Regions from separate parts of the Homo sapiens genome. Here region 1 is linked to region 2. A link is a contact called in ENCODE Hi-C or POLR2A ChIA-PET data. All regions are on one chromosome and are shown on one strand. The core of a region is the stretch at or near the end of the contact, and the rest is flanking DNA. Distances in the headings are between cores, read along the strand shown. Region 1 holds the start of TNS4 (tensin 4). Region 2 holds the start of STARD3 (StAR related lipid transfer domain containing 3).

What was found. Hi-C counts contacts between places; a loop is a spot of excess contacts on that map. ChIA-PET counts read pairs that join two places held with the same protein, here RNA polymerase II (POLR2A).
Region 1: a loop to region 2 is called in a map of Calu3, with 2.1 times the contacts of the local background. The contact joins the promoter of TNS4 here to the promoter of STARD3 in region 2. A Hi-C loop is called at or near these places in 1 of 168 maps with a recorded cell type or tissue (Calu3). POLR2A ChIA-PET finds 5 or more read pairs at or near these places in 1 of 52 experiments (T-cell).

Annotation. Positions count from the first base shown.
Region 1 is chr17:40,500,363-40,503,062 of GRCh38, reverse strand. TNS4 (tensin 4) reads left to right here and starts at 1,440. Exons shown (of 13, transcript NM_032865.6): 1 at 1,440-1,529.
Region 2 is chr17:39,635,722-39,638,421 of GRCh38, reverse strand. It overlaps STARD3 (StAR related lipid transfer domain containing 3), which reads right to left and starts at 1,278. Exons shown (of 15, transcript NM_006804.4): 1 at 1,191-1,278. It overlaps PPP1R1B (protein phosphatase 1 regulatory inhibitor subunit 1B), which reads right to left. Exons shown (of 7, transcript NM_032192.4): 6 at 2,696-2,700; 7 at 1,798-2,606. The coding sequence ends at 2,557. LOC124903998 (a long non-coding RNA gene) reads left to right here and starts at 1,132. Exons shown (of 2, transcript XR_007065749.1): 1 at 1,132-1,431. RefSeq lists enhancers at 607-726, 2,510-2,700 and a silencer at 1,267-1,336.

The DNA.
Region 1 (2,700 bases), core at 191-2,690, 860 kb before region 2:
TGGGTGTGAAACAAAAGAGCCAATCTGCCAAGAAAGACCATAACCCCCAGGTATGGGTCTGTAAGGCTGGAGGACCCCCTGGCCCTGAAGAACCACTGCAGAGGCTATCCATACCAGCCCCAGGGGAGATGGCCAGGGTTACCCCGGAGTTGCCACAGTCTCTGCCCAACACTTCGCCCTACTGTAACCTGCCCCTTCCACTCAAGAAACTCACGAGTCGCCCCTCCCACTCTCCCACAATCATGAGCCACAGCCTCATGGGGGAAGCCGCCATGTGCAGTGACATCCACTCCAGGGCAGGAGCACCACATTTTTCATCCAAAGACATAATTGCTCATCAAGCCATGTGCCAACAAGGCTGCATGGACACCTAGGGACACCTTTTATGTCACCATCAGGAAGGGGCACCTTATATAACTTTCCATAGCTTTGCTCACCGGCCTCCCATGCACTAGTTCACCATGCCTCAGTGAAACCCCAGGGCATCAAAAACTGTAAGGCCAGAAGCCCTTCCACTGGGCATAATGGGGGCATGGGGCAACCCACCCCTGAGATTAGCCTACTGGGATCACCATGAGTCCCTGGGCTGGAGACTTCGCCAGCTCCCTCACTTCAGACCGCTCCCAGACCAGGCTCTGCCATCAGCACCCTCCCCTCACCATGTCTGAACACCTCCTTACAACATTCTAGGACCCCTGCCCCTCTAGAACAGGGAGAGAGTTGGAACCATGGAGAAGGAGCTACCAGACCAGACTTCTGGGCTTCCTGATCTCACCCTCCAATGTCCTCCCCTCAGGGAACTTCCACCCTGGGGCACAGACCAGACGAGGGACAGAGATAGCCCATGAGTGAAGGAACAGCTATAAGCCCCTTCTCAAAGCCCTCCAGACACTTCAGCCTCCTTTCCTTGAGTTAGAGGCCCCATCCCAAGCTAGAGTCATTACTGTAAAAGGAGAGAAAGAAGAAAAGACAAGCTCGTGCCTAGCCTTACTTCCAGTGGGCCCTTACCCTGTGCCTGTCCCAGTGTGACCCAGCACAAAGGGGGACTGCAGAGGGTCTCCTGCCCACTGGCATCCTGCTTTGTCAAGGCCCTCACTCTCTGCCAGCTCTGCCAACCCATGGCCTCTGCCCCAGCCAGCACCTGAGGAGTGCCCACTGCACACCTTGATTCTAGCTATGCCCTGTCCAAGCAAGGACTCCCTGGCCATGTGGTGCCACGAGAAGCCCAAGCAGGAACTTGGGAGCCCCTCACACACACCCAGACCCAAAACCCACCACCCAGTGCTTCCCTTCCTGCTGCCTGTGCCAGCCCCACCTGAGCTCACTGGATCCAGCAGGGGTGGGGCCTACTGCTGTCAGGGCCACGTGCAGGGCCCGCCCGGAGGGGAGGAGAGAAGGCGGGCAAGCTGCTTTTAAGGCAGGTCTGGAGGTGAACTGGCGCCTCTCCTGACTCTTCACCTGGACTCTGAGTCGTCTTGGTCCCAGGAGCCAGTAGTGAAGGCAACAGTCTGCCCACCTGTGGACACCAGGTAGGTGCCTTTATTCTTTAAGAAGAGAGGAACACGGAGCACCTTTGCTGGCCCTGATTCATTTAAACATTTTTTTTTTTTTTTTTGAGATGGAGTCTTGCTCTGTCACCCAAGCTGGAGTGCAGTGGCGCGATCTCGGCTCACTGCCAACGTCTGCCTCCAGGGTTCAAGCGATTCTCCTGCCTCAGCCTCCCAAGTAACAGGGATTACAGATGTTTGCCACCATGCCCGGCTAATTTTCTTATGTTTAGTAGAGACGCGGTTTCACCATGTTGGCCAGGCTGGTCTCAAACTCCTGACCTCAGGTGATCCTCCCACCTTAGCCTCCCAAAGTGCTGGAATTACAGGCGTGAGCCCAGCCTCATTTAACCTTTTGTCTTCAGCTTCTCCATTTCTCAGGGCTCAGAGTGAAGGTGGGGAGAAATGGGGTGGAGGATGTGGATGAGACAGAGATGGTCTCAGGATCACAGACCGCGGAGTTCAGCAGTTCAAGGGAACTAAACCTGTGCCCCTCGGCAAATAGATGAGAGAGCTGAGGGCCACAGAGAAGAGGCTTGCCTGAGGTCATGGAAAGGGACTGGACACAGAACCCAGGCCTCTCGCCTCCCAGCGCTCTGGGAGCCCTCTGGGCACTTCAGAGGTAGACAGGACTGGGAGATGGGGCGGCTGGCCTTCACTGGTCCTATGGGTCCCTGCCTGAGGTCCACGTCCTGCGTCACCGGGTCTGGGTGGGAGGGATGGGAAGATCGGGAGCCAGTTTTCAAAAATAGGGGGTGCAGTGGAGATTGGGCTAATGAGGCAAAGTGCTTTGGGGGAGACTCAGGCTTTACCCTTGCCCCACCCTCTCCCTTCACTGACCTGGGCTCATTGGGAGAGAGTAAGTCAGGAGAAGAGGTTGGCAATGACACGGAAGAGGGGATTTGCCAAGGCACCAGGACTCCCCAGAGTCCTTGGGAACAAAGAAAGAGATCTGAGTCAGAATCAGAAGTGGGAGCGGGTAGGGGGCACCTACAAATAGAGCAGAGGTGGCTGGAGCCCTCCTTGCCCCCGCCCCGTGCCTCCCAACCACACAGAGCCCCGGGCCCAGGGACTCTCCCCACCACTTACAGCAAGAAAGAGCAAGTTAGAGGAGTGTGCGGGGCCGCGAAGGGGGCAGCATTCAGGAATACAG
Region 2 (2,700 bases), core at 29-2,528:
GCACACAGGAGACTGCTAGGTCAGATCACAGAGAGCTGTGTAAATTGTGCTAGGGGTTCAGCACATAGGCAATAGAAAGCCAGAAAAAGGTTATCAGCAAGGAACTGGCACCGTAAGACTTGTGTTCTAAAAGGATCACAAGAGTTACAGTTTGGAGACTGGGTTGCAAGCTGCCAGGGCTGGACTGTTGGGAATTGACAATACATCAACAGCGTGGTAACAGAAGAGATGGAGCTGGCCCAGGTTTGAAGGATGTTCAGGAAGTTGGCAGTACTAGGTCACTTTTAAGATGTGGGACTTGAAAGAGAGGAGAAAGTGTAAGGAAATTACCAGACTTCCGGCTGGGTTGGGGTAGAGGAAGAATTAATCTGCAAGGAAAAGACCAGTTCAAGTTTGGACCCAGTGAGCTCCATGTGAAGCAGAGCTGTCCCAATGGCCGCTGGATGGGCAAGCGTGGAGCTCCAGGGAAGGGCTGCGCTGAAGATGTGGATCTGGGTATTTAGTTGGTGTAAAGCTGAAGCCGTGGGGGAAAATAAGACCACTGAGATTCAGTGTACAGAGCGAGGGGTTGGGCGACAGAGGAAAACGTGAAGCGGGACTTTGACCGACTGTCAGAGCGGTACGAAGAAAACCAGGAGACATTGACTAACCCAAAAATGCGGGGTGAGGGAACGTGTCATTAGAAATGAGTGTCAATGGTACTATGCACCTCTAAGAACTCAAGACTTCAAAGGGCCCTTTTAATACCAATTAGGAAGTTATTCACGGCCGTTTCGAAAGGAAGTTGGGGAGACACGGGATGACACTGAGACGCAGAGCTACCGGAATGCGTAGATGTTTTCCTCTCACCCCAGATTCCGACCCCTCCCCATACCTGCCCCTGCTCATAACACCCAGACACCTCACCCTCTCCTCTCCCCTCAGTTAAGACGGAGGCTTTGGAAGGAGATCCCGAACGTCCTCCCCGGGCTCCCCAGGATAGGCGGGGTCGCCAAGAGTCATTGCTGGAGACCCCAACCCGCGCGGGGCGGCGCGAGGCCAGACAGAGGAAGGGGGCGGAACCTGAGACGCAGCGGGTGTGGGAAGGGTCGGACGGAACCCAGCACGGACAGCGGGCGGCGAAGCGGGTTCGACCGGCGGAAGACGGCCCTCGCACGCCACCCGCTCCCAGCGACCGCTCCGGGACCCACCTGCTCCATGTCAGCCACGGCCCCGGCTCTTCCCGCCCCAACCGCAGTCCGGCTCCGCGGCCTCAGTAGCGCCTCAGAGCGGAAGAAGATCTTCCGGCAGCGCCACTTCCGCCGCTGAGTCCGCCCCCGAGAGCGAAGCGGGACTTGCGTTCGCCTGCGGCCCCGCCCCTTCGCCCCGCCTCCAGCCCCGGCCCTGCGCAGAAGCGGACTCAAAGGCCGGAGTCTAAGGGCCTACCTAAGGGTAGGGGAGTGGGAAGAAGACCAGGGCCGTCGTTATTAGGCCACACAGGCCTGGCACTGAGGGAAAAAGGGGAATTTCCCGAGGGGAGTCCTGTGGGGATGGGGAAATCTTTGGAGGAATCCAGTTATTCGAGAAGGACTTCCCCACCCCACCTGCCTCCTTCAGCCATCCCAAGCAGCAGCTAGAACTTCTGTAGTTCTTCCTCTGAGTGCCCCGAGCCTGCTGTCTGCCAGAAAGACTCCTAGACTAGAGGATTGGACAGTAGGGTCAAAACCCTAACCCTTGGTTGACCACCGGCCTTCCCTATCAGGACGCCCCATTACCTCCCTTTTCCTCCTGCTTCCCCTGAAAGAGGAGTCTCAGCAGTTATTTACAAAGATTTATTACAGCACGGGAGGGGTTCAGGCCTGGAGTCAGGGAAGAAGGGGAAAGGGGCAGAGCAGCTGGGGGACAAGGAAAACCTGGCGCCCCCCGCTGTGTGCCCCACCGGGGACATAAACTAGGCGGCATTCCTGGCATCAAAGCACAAAACGCAACAAAGAGGTCTCTGCCAGTCCATCTTCCAGGCACCCAGGAGGAGCAAGGGTGATTAAGGGAAGATTCCCAAAATGTTGAGGCTATGGAGAAAAACGCCTTAGTCCTGGACCCTGGTAGAAGCCGGTGAGAGAAGTGGTGACTTGGAATCCTCCATAGGAAAGTGGGTAGAAAAGGATCTAAGGGTACCTCAAGGTTCTCAGGACCTCCTTTCCCCAGATCTTAGGGTCCTGCCCTGTGGGTCTCCTGTGTCCAGGGGAGAGGATCTGGGGAGTAGAATTGTGAAGGGCAAATCCCTGTTCCCGGTTTTCTGGATTTTCCAATGTGGGCTGTCTCACATCCCACCTCCCGCTGGGTGAATGGAGGAATGACTGGCAGGGGTGGGCATCAGGCAGCAAGTGCCCAGGTTCTCTGGGTATCAGCCAAAGGTGGGCAAACAAGCAAACACAGACCAGCCTTAGTCTTCTAGAAGTCAGAAGCCGCAGCCCTAGCAGGCGAGGGGAAGAGCACAAAACAGGGTGAGGATAGAGTGGGTTTCTGGGGAACAGCGATGTCCCCTCCACTTCCTCCTGGGAGATGCAGGCTGGGTGCCTATGTGCCAGGCTCAGAGGGGGAAGGGCGCTGAGGTTCCTCCCCAGGCTCTGAAAGGCAAGCAGAGAGGGACTCAGGGCCTGGCCCCACCCACCAAGATCCCAGCCCCTCCTCCCCATTTCACACTCCCAAGCCTTACCACTT